Linked DNA regions of Homo sapiens: region 1 is linked to region 2. Evidence: chromatin contacts called from ENCODE Hi-C or POLR2A ChIA-PET data. All regions are on one chromosome and are shown on one strand. Each heading gives the region's core, a stretch centred on a gene start or an enhancer-like site at or near the end of the contact. The rest is flanking DNA. Distances are from core to core; before and after follow the strand shown.

Region 1 (5,788 bases), core at 1,845-4,344, 100 kb before region 2:
AGCTAGACACAATATAGATAGGCTTAAGGCATAATTTAGAAGTGTCAGAATTTGTGATGACTTCTGAGAGGAGAGGGAAAGAGAAAAATTAAGGATGATGTAATCCAGAAGAAAGTAAGCTACAACAATCCTCTTTGCCTGGGTACCTACTGTGATCTGGCACCACTGGCTCAATTAACCCTCACAACTCAGAGAACGGAGTACTATCCTTATTCCCACTTGCAGGTGAAAAACTGAGACTCAAAGACATTGAGTAACCAGCCCAAACCAACAGGACCTTGCGTCTCCAGTGTCAATCACCTTTTCAAGATTCCACATGGCCTGGGATCCTGTTCCAGAGTTACAAGGAAGTTTGCAGAAAGTTTTGGGGGGGAACCCAGCACTCTGTGGGTATATTAAATGCTTTCTGAGCCAAGAGGGGCTGAAGTGCCACGCTGGGAAGCCCAAGGGCAGGTGTCACACGCAATCTGTTTTACATCAGTCGCCCAGGGTTATTTCAGCCCCGTGATCTCACATGCCCCGTGACATGATGGGATGTGACAGGGCCAACCCAGGAGGCCCTACCAACAGCACAGGAAGCTGGCAGTTGTTTTCATTATTACTATCATTAGAATCAAGTAGCTCTTTTCCACTGAGAGCCACTGCTAATTTCTTAGCCGGATGGTCACTAACACTGGTTAATCCATGTAATACAGGGGAATATGGAAACAACCCTCAGAGTTGGAGCTGGAAAAACCAAGACTAAAGTCCACTTAGTCCTAAACACTTGGAATAGTTAGGCTGTGTATAAGTCTCTTAACCCTCTAAGTCTCTAGTTTCCTCTTCTCTAAAATATGGGTAACAAAACCATCAACATCACAGCACTACATGAGGATTACCTGGATAAGCTGTGTTAAAGCTCATCATCATCATCATCAATACTAAAAAGAAAAAGCCTGCTGTCTTCAGTTGCCGCTCTCCTCTATTCCTAGGAAAAGTGAGCTGTAGAACTCTTTATGAAATTCTGCAAATTAAGAATTCAAAGAATTCTGGAACAATTCTCCAATTCTGTTGCAAAGAGACGGATGTTTGGCACAAAATCCTGGGCTTCGACATAAACTCATGCTATCTACCTCTGGAATAACCTGCACAAAGTGAACTGTTAACCAGATACCAGAGGTTGCTAACTTTATAGTCTTATGAAAAGGAGAGAATCACGTGTTTTGACCTACTAAATTGAAAAGACTTACCTTTTACAAAGAGAAACAAAACCAAACCCCAGGCAAGTGAGCCTGTCTGAGCTTTAGGTGCCTCATCTATGAAATTGGAACAATTTCATAATTCAGACTACCTTCCTCCTAGGAGTGTTGTGAAGATTAAGTAAAATAACTCACATAAAATACTCAGTAAATGTTATGTCCCTCACTTCCACTCCCCAGCCCAGAGACTTTCTTTATTCTTAATGGGTTCAGTGCAAGAAGGACAAGCTGTGATAGTCTAGGGGTTTCTATTGGTAAAGAAAAGGCTGAAGTGGGCTGCTCTGAAACAGCATGAAGCCAGAAGCTCTATGCATCTCCTGAATACAGAATAGGCTGAGAAGCATAACAAGCCCTCAGAGAGACATAAACCAAAGTGGGAGCTCCTGAGATACCCCCTCTTTCCTGCCTACTGCTGAAGACAGACTCTATATTTTTTAATTATAAAAATGCACATTTGCAGTGTTTCTTTGGTTTTCCCAAGAGCTTTTGTGCATCCTGTCTCACTTCTGCAGTCCTGGGTGGGCAGAGCAGATGTTTACCAGTCTGCTTTGTAGATGAGGATATCGGGACACTGAAAGGCTCAGTGATTAAACTAGGTCACATAGCAAGTCTGTAAATGAGCCCTGATGAGAACACAGGTTTCCTGACTTCTAGCCTCCCACCCCACCCGCCCCACCCCACTCTCTCTGCCGCACCTTATCAGTCATGTTCCTAGGATAGCGTACATTCTTCCTTTAACTTTAAGGTGTGTTAGCATTGTAAACCGTGCCATTGGGCCTTAAGGTTCCAAGCTCTTAGATTCCTTTGGTGCACATGGTAGCGACAACAACCATAATGATCATGTTAAACTGGGGCCTGGGGCCAAATCCAGGCCTACTGCCTCTTCTGGTGTGAAAGTGACAATATGTTCCTGTCTTATCCTGCTTGTATTTCCTCTGCCATTTACTTGGTTCTCTAAGATCTTGCTACTTCAAGAGGTCACCTGGATGTGCAGCGTCGCCACCCCCATGAGCTTGTTAGAAATGCAAACTCGCAGGCTCCACCACAGCACTTTCAAATCGGAATCTGCATTTTACCATGATTCCCAGGCGATCCAAACGCACGCTGAATTTAATAAGCACTGCCCTGAAGAACTCAAAATGTGTTCAATAAACCGTCAACACAGAACATGGAAGGTGATAAAACACCCATACTGGCAGTTCAGAGGTGATTACCGAGTTACTTCGATTGTCCTTTAATCATGGTGTCTGGCACACAGTAAGCACTACATAAACATTTTTAGAACTAATTGCTGATTCATTATTTAATAATTTAGTCCGTTTGTAGGGTCTGTTCATCACCCTTCTCTCCTACTGCTCCCTCTTCTGGAGAGTTAAATGAATTTGGACATGTAAAGCACTGAGAACAGTGTCTCCCACAGAGTAAATGCCCAACAAGTGTCCAACATTCTTACTAACAGGCCATGAAGGTAGCTGCCTTCCTAACTGACCACTTTGGCTGTAAGAAGGAATGTGTAACACGGGCCACCTTGGGGCTTTGTGGGAATGCCACTTGGTTAAAGGAATGCAAACTTATCTTAAGAAATAGACACTCTGAAGCATACTTTGTAATGCATAAAAAAATTATTCCAGTGGATTCCAGGGAAATGATTAAGTGTCCAGGAGAGGTGGGCTGACAGATTATCAGTGTTGGTATGTAAACTATGTTTGGCAGAGTAGCGAAAAGCAAAGCACTTCCTCATATCTGTATCTGCCTCTCGTCTTGCTTTTGATTTGAAGATAAGAGACTCTGGAGTAATGAATCATGGTGGTGGAGAATGGCGTGATGGACAGGCCTCCTGAATCCGGTCAGACAGACACTTCTGTTTCAAAGGTAGCCTTAAGCATTAATGAGCCTTCACTTGCTAACCACTCCACCCTCTTGCCTTGTTCTTTGCCACTACACTGACTTTGCTCTTACCATTAAACCATACCTATGAGACGCCTTCCTGCTATTCTTTCCTTACCCATCCTTTGAAAAACCAGCTCAAATAAATCCCTCCTCCCATCACCAGTGCTTCAGCCTGAGGTCTTTCCTTCCTCACTTATTTGGCAGCTGGGTGCTGTTTTGTTGTTTAATTTTTTTTCCATTTAATTTTCCAAGTTACACCAAATATTCCACCAAAGCAGGGATTGCATCTGATATTTCTTTGAACTTTCCCATCCTGCCCAACAATGTTTCTCACACTGAACAGGGTCTTGGCATTTATGGGTTTACTGAGCTATTTTTACAAACAGATAAAAGAAAGACAGGAGATTACAGATGGATTTCCCATCACTTTTAATAAAAATAACTGCATTTCTATAACATGAGAAACAAAAGCAGCTTTCAGCATTTTCAGCTGCATTTAAGCTACATTTATTTTGCCTCTGCTAAGCGGATATTTGGTAGTTTTCCCGGATAGTTGAACCACCTTATTTTCTGCTGATTCCTATTACTATCAGATCATAAGAAGGCATATTCTGAGACGAAGCTTTAAGTTATAGATCACTGTGCATCGCTAATAATTAGTCAATACTCAATAAGTGCTGACAGCTGTGCTAAATGCTTTAGGTGCATTAATCATGACAGCATGATGACGGCGGCACTATTATGATCCCCAATTGAACAAAGAAACAGGCTCTGGAAGAGTAATTTACTCAAGGTCAGAAAGACAGGAAGTAGCAAGGCCAATGGAAACCAATATCTCGTCTTCCAAAAGAACCCAGATGCTTACCCATTATGCTCTGCTGTCTCTGTGTAAGTTTCCTCTATCTTGCTGAAACAATAAAAAGATTATCTAATAAATTAATATAGTTATCTAGTGCAAAAAAAAAAAAAAAAAGCCAATTCAATGAACACTGCTCATAGGAAAACTCTACCTTTAGGGGAATTCAGCCCAGGCTATAAAACACATTCTCTGGGCTGATTTTTGGCATAAAATGTCAAGGACAAAATAAATTTTTTGCTGATTAAAAGAAAAACCTCTCGGTAGCGGCCATTAAATTTTACAGCTGAAGAAAGAGGGCATTCATCGGCATTGGCTCTTTTTGGTCCTTAATCATAATGCCTAAGCTCCTATTAGTTTTAGAAAAACAAAAAGGAATTTTTTTCTCAATGTGTCAATATAATGCACTCCTTCCCAAAACAATGTTAAATAAAAATGAGGCATTTTTTTAAAATGCTTGAAGAGAACCAGTCCTACCCTTTGACCCTGTGCATTGAACCATCATTTCAAAGATGTTTCAAAGCATTTTAGTCCTGTTATTTACCCTCTAGATATTCCTGTCTTTTGGAAGATTTGTCAGTTTTTTAGAAAATCTCAAGATATGCATTAACATTCATTAATACTGAACTTTCAAGGCTAACTGGTTTTATTTGCTTAGCAAACTTATCTTTTTAAAAAGATGAATGGTTAAAGGTATTTCCTCATGCTGGTCATTGTCTCGCGGAGACAGCACTGCCCACCGATTTTGGGACCCAGATGAGGTCTCAGGACACTCTTCAGAGCCTAGGGCTAGCTATGGAACTGTTCCACGCACTCAGCCTCATGCCTCACTACTTGTGTGGGCAGCATTTGGCCCTCTCTCTATTTACACAAACTCCCTAACGGTCTCTGGCACCACTGACGTCTCAGAGGGAGGCACAGTATATAGAGTGTTTCACAAGAAAATTTTTAAACAAAAGGAATTAAAGAAAAGCCCTGTTTAATAGTAAGTTTTTACCAAGCTCCTAAATTCTCGAGAGCATGTGAAATATTAACTTTCCCCAAATGGGAGCACAGAGCTTGCCTTGTTTCAATTCATAGTGTTGGGTCACAAACGCTCTAGAGAGTACCACGCCCCGTTCTTAAGAACCTACTGAGATTCTTCATAAAGAGTGGTTTAAAAAGCAAAGGGTCTGGGCTCAGACAGACCTGCGTTCAAATTCTGGTTTTGACACTTTCCAAGTCTCAGGTACTTCATCTATAAGGTGGAGATCATAGTGGTAACTACTTCATTGCTTTGTTGTGAGATTCCTGTCGTATGATGTGCTGCTCATACCAAGCATTCAGTGCGTCGTGCTGGGTGGAATATAGTCAGCCTTCCACTATTCTGACTCAGGGAGGGACGCTTTGGCAGAAAGTACAACATGGTGAATCTCTAACATAAATTCCTAAAACTTCTCCTGTTCCAGGCACCCAAACGCAATCTGGGTCTAGCTTGGTTTACGGCAGGTGCCGGGGCACCCGAGTCAGGGCTAACAACAAGCATGGCCTCAAGGGGGCACTAGACAAGAGTCTGCGAGATGGCAGGTAGTGGTGACTCCTCACTTTGGAACAACAGTTGTCTCCCCAGAGCTGGCTTTCTCATCCTCTCTGCCCATCACTAGGATGGGAGAGCAGCATTAAGAAATTAGCCACCACCCTACTGCCTTCAGAAGCTCCTAGATAATCCCAAGACAGCCATTTTGCTCACCCACATCACTGAGCCTGCAGAGGCCCTGTCATTATGCCACGTGCTTTCCACAAAACAACATTTGCCTCCACCAGG
Region 2 (5,154 bases), core at 1,376-3,875:
CTACTGTTAGGAGATTTACATACATTATGTAAACTTTATCCTTACAATAAGACTATGATGTAGGTATTAATAATCCCACTTTATGATGAAACTTAATGACCAAAGAGGCTAATTTATACAGCTACTGATGGACAGTGCTGGTATTCGAAGGAAACTTTAAGTTCCAGGCAATTTTTATTCCTCCAATCAACTATTTCAACCAACAGGTATTTTTCTTCTCTCTACTGCCTTTCTCTAGCAATTCCTATCTATGCCATGTCCTCAGTTTTCAGCAGCATCCTCTTCATGGGCTCCTGAGGAATATTACATTTTCTAATGGAAAGAACTCTATCCATACCTTTTTTCCATCTCCCTCACAATAATAACTGCTGCAGGGATGCCAAGAGTTTAAGAAGCTTATGTGACTTGCTCAAGATCACACTCAACAAGGAAGCAGGTTCAAGCATAAACACATCAAAAAGCACCCATTCTTTTTCAAGTTTCATCCCTTACAAAAGGTATGCACCTGCCCTCATAAGTCAGTGCCTGCAGAAACCATCTTCTTCCCCAGGAAGAAAAGATGTCACTTGTATAGGTCTAAGGAGGCCATAGATGATCCTACCATGAAAAGAAAACAACATTAACCAACTGATAAACCAAAGGTAAGTGTTTGGATTTTCTTCTAAGCTGGAGAAGAAGATGTGAATCAGTCATGAGAAATTCCGAAAGCCACAGAAACTTTCTATGACACTCTGGGGAGAGCAGAACATCTCCCCACCCCCTGGAAACTGTCTGACAAGGATCCTCAGAGGAATGAGGTCTAGTCCCAGAGAATCTTTACAAGGTTCTGGTAGCCTTCAATTTCCAGGGCTTTAGCAATTTTTCCTTATTAGTAGTAACCTTCTAGGGCCTCCCACTGAGACCCTGGAACAAAAATATAGGGAAGCATAATTTGAAATGCAGAGAAATCACACCATAGTCTCTACACACCAGTCTCAAATCCCAGCTCAGAAATCAACCTCTCTAGGCTGTTTGCTCATCTGTAAATTAGGAATGTTGAAATGATCAATGAGATAAGGTTACTAAGCAGTCAGCATCATGCCTGGTGCATAGAAGACAGTAATAATAGGTTATACCTTATGTATTCACCATCAGCCTCATTATAATTATTTCTGTCAGATCCTTTAAACAACAGACCTAGGGGAGGGGAAAAATGCCCATTTTGGGCTCTACCTAAACATAAGAACAATTTTCTCTTTTTCCTAAAAAAAAGATTGTTCTAAGCACTGTACTTTCCCTCTGGTTTTGTGAATTACTTCCCATCAGGCCATTGCCATCAATCAAAGGAACAGAAGGGCAGAGAGAAAAGATGTTCTAACAAATATAAATAGATCTTAGAGGTTAGATGGAGAAACAAGTGATAAAGTAAATAGAATAAAACAGCAATAGTAGAATGTAGGTGGTGTTCAACTTTTCAATCTGTCTGACATTTTTCATGATACAATATTTGTAGGAAAAAAATACATTTCTATGCTCATTCTACCAAAGAGCCAACACTGAAGGGCCTCTGCGAAAGAAAAACAGAGCTAATCTGGTAAGAAGCCCCTAGAAATAATTTCCCAAGATTCATGTTAGGCAAATTTTCAAGCTTTTTTGAAAACTCAGATCCTTTCCTTCCCCAGGCCCTTATTAGGGTATATGAGAAGAGTAAGAATCTTTCCAAGGAACAGAACTGGGTTCTAACCCCAGCTCAGATACTCACTGGCTACAGATACTTTAATCTTTTTGCATCTCAGTATTCTCATCCTCAAAACAGCAATAATAATACGTATCTCACAGGGTTACTGTAAAGGCTGAATATGCATATGTAAAGTGCCTCACTGATAACAGAGCCTCTGTAAATGCCCACCATTATAACATTTCAGTTACTACAGTGGGTTCCGTAGAGACACTCTGCATTTCTCTATGGGCTTCAGAGGTGGGCTTCTCCCATGAGCCGTACTGCCAAGAGGGAGGAATGCAGAAGAAGCACGAGGCTTAAACCAGGGTATCCCACAAACCAGCCAGCCCTGGCCTCCAAAACTCTCCCAGAGTCTAGAGCAAAATAACCCAAACAAATGAAATTGAGACAAGAAATCGGAATTCTGCCCTCCCTTTAACCCTTCTCGAGTGAGTCCCAGTAACTGCACTTTGATTTTGATTAGAAAGCTCGTTGTGCTTCCCTGCACCCTTGCAGCCCCCAAAGCCCCATCCTAAACAGGGATGGCCTCTTATTAAAGACAATCGTGCTTTAATCTATGTACCAGAGCATGCTAATGATACTGTACTGAGTTTTGGTCTTCTGCCAAAGAGCAAACAGTGCCAACATTTTGTAGACTTCCAACAGGAAATTAAATAACTGCCCTGCTGGAAATATGAACCAATTTATGGTGGTCAAACTTGAATCTTCCAAAACACTGGCATGGTTTATGCACATCAAGCACAAACGTTTGAGGAAGGAGATGAGGAAAATTTTAAGTTAAAGCTCAACAAAGTCTTCAAGAGAGGCTTTGAAAATAGTCCTTTCTCTCCCTCTGCCCCGGCTATACCCTTCTTGTAGATAAGAGACCACGGGGCGTTGACATCATGCTGCCCTGGGAAATATTAACTGCTGAAACCTCAGGCAGGGCAGCATTACAGCCACAAATTCAAAAGCACAAGCAGGCAGGAAATGCAAAACTCCAGTTCCCTCCCAGAAGACACATTCCACATTCTACCCACTGTGTTATAAAATACATATTTAGAAGGCATCCTATAACATTAAAGCTTTCCTCTTAAATATACAGAGAAGGGTAATGCTTTGAAAACTTTCTCTTAGAGCTTTCTCTTTGTTAAGCGCAGTGAGGTCAGGAACGATGCCTATCTTTCCCCTCTGTTGTAGTCCAGTGCCCAGCACAGTGCCTGGCACACAGTAAGCACTCAATAAAGAGAGCTCCTTCTATTGTCATTATCACCACCATTTGCTCTGCAAGGTACTATGCAGGGTGCAAGGGGTTTTTCTTACATGAGCACACGCAATCCTTACAAAAAGCCCATAAAACAGGTGCTCTTATTCTCATCTTACAAATGAAGACATGGCTGCTCAAGGAGGCTTCACAAGGTTGGTAAGACAAAGGCAGCACTTGAGCCCGTCTCTTCTCCCTCAACAACCTCAAGGTGTGTACCATTAGCCCATATACTGCAGACAAAGAAACCGAGGCTAAAGAAACCCATGCTGGTGAAACTCATTAAATCACTCTATTAGTCCATTTTCATGCTGCTGATAAAGACACACCCGAGACTGGGAAGAAAAAGAGGTTTAATGGACTTACAATGCCAAATGGCTGGGGAGGCCTCACAATTATGGCAGAAGGCAAAGAGGAGCAAGTCACATCTTACATGGATGGCAGCAGGCAAAGAGAGAAAGAGCTTGTGCAGGGAAACTCCCATTTTTAAAACCATCACGTTTCATGAGACTTACTCACTGTCATGAGAACAGCATGGGAAAGACCTGCTCCTATGATTCAATTATCTCCCACTGGGTCTCTCCCACAACACGTGGGAGTTATGGGAGCTACTACATGAGATTTGGGTGGGGACACAGAGCCAAACCATATCAATCACTCTCCTCAGACCACAACTCCTGAATCCAGTTGAAGGCCCACTCTCCTTCAAGGGGCTAGTAACACATTTCTCTAGTGATGGAACTGGTTTAAATGACTACATGAGCTAAAGGGTGGGAAGACTGTCTAGCGGCCACCAGTGGGCACACAGCAAATGTTTGGTTGCTGTTAAAATAATGAATAAAGTGCAGCCTGTGGCCAGCTTCCAAAAGGGACTGTCACTGTGTGTTCTGCATGATTCCAAGAAGGGTCATCATCACTCTCCTTGGGTCCTAGTCACAGATGTGGCAGCCCCTACTACCCCAGGCAGGTGACTGCAATGCATTTCCCCAATCCCCAGAGGGTCCAGCTGAGGAAGTCCCAGGAAGTTTTCCAAGTGGGCAGGTCCCCCACCCCAGGACTGTGTCAGTAGGTCCTGGGCAGGACCTGGGTATGTGTAATTCATGGCGGTTCCCCACATGATTCCATACTCACCCCTGAACAAGAACCACTGGGATGGGGTCTCTCAAATTCACCCACACAATTAGAAAAGCTCCCACAGATCCATCATCACCACAGGAGATAGCCCTGAAATCACCTTGCCAACTGATAGAGTAAGTTCATAAAAGGAGTTGTTTTGAAAGGTTAAAGCATTTCACCACTGAAGGGTGGTATTAATGTTATTATTGGTTTTATCTTCATACACAAGCAAGTATATTATTAGACCCAAACATTCTTATGGTTTCCTTTCATGAGTACTCAAAAAAAAAAAAAAAAGAAAAAGAAAAGAAAAGAAAAGAAAAAGAAAAAAAAAATCCAGTCCTGGATATATAAGGGCAGGCATTCTTTCCTTAATACAAAATTATAGTCCACCACCCAGAAACAAAAAGACAACCAAACTTCAAAAACAACAGAATTGCTTATCCAAAAATGTATATTTGAAGACTTAATGCTCTCAGATTAGCATAATTACTGGTATCCCTCTGGTTCTGCTTCTCTCCATATCCAAAAAGTCTTCATTGCTCGGAGACTCTCACCAACATTAATTAAAGAAATGGGCAAAACTATAGAATGACCTGGGGGAACTAGGGCTGTTGAGGGAGGGTCAGGTAGCCTCAGGCTAGCCAAAAGACCAACCACAAATCATAGTGCATTTGCAAAAACAAACAGAGGCAGTAATAATACCCCAGTGCCCTTTTTTCCAAAGAGATCAAAGCTAATAGGCAAAAAGTGAAGGCAATTCAGTGAAAGGAAAAAGGCTGGCAGGACAGAACTGGGCAAAGCAGATTCAAACTCCTAGCGGAATAGGAGGGAATTGAGGGGAATAGAGACACTCCACCAGAAGTACTAAGAGGCTATGAAAAGCACTGGCCACTGTCCTGGTCCCTTAGGCCAGGGTCTCCTACTGGTCCATGGCCTGTTAGGAACCTGGCTGCACAGCAGGAGGAGAGCTGTGGGCAAGTGAGCGAAGCTTCATCTGTATTTACAGCTGCTCCCCCTCACTTGCATTACCGCCTGAGCTCCACCTCCTGTCAGATCAGTGGTGGCATTAGAT

What was found. Hi-C counts contacts between places; a loop is a spot of excess contacts on that map. ChIA-PET counts read pairs that join two places held with the same protein, here RNA polymerase II (POLR2A).
Region 1: a loop to region 2 is called in a map of Calu3, with 5 times the contacts of the local background. The contact joins two enhancer-like sites. A Hi-C loop is called at or near these places in 3 of 168 maps with a recorded cell type or tissue (B cell, Calu3 and IMR-90). POLR2A ChIA-PET finds 5 or more read pairs at or near these places in 2 of 52 experiments (OCI-LY7 and Panc1).

The regions. Positions count from the first base shown.
Region 1 is chr1:63,917,802-63,923,589 of GRCh38, reverse strand. All of the region lies in intron 1 of ROR1 (receptor tyrosine kinase like orphan receptor 1), which reads right to left. Among named protein-coding and RNA genes, the nearest start is that of ROR1, 150 kb to the right of the region's middle. RefSeq lists a silencer at 5,459-5,528. Within about 2 kb of position 3,094, at least 4 of the 41 ENCODE cell types and tissues checked have a DNase peak (open chromatin) inside an H3K27ac peak, as active enhancers do.
Region 2 is chr1:63,814,707-63,819,860 of GRCh38, reverse strand. The region is part of intron 1 of ROR1 (receptor tyrosine kinase like orphan receptor 1); the gene reads right to left. Among named protein-coding and RNA genes, the nearest start is that of ROR1, 43 kb to the right of the region's middle. Within about 2 kb of position 2,625, at least 3 of the 41 ENCODE cell types and tissues checked have a DNase peak (open chromatin) inside an H3K27ac peak, as active enhancers do.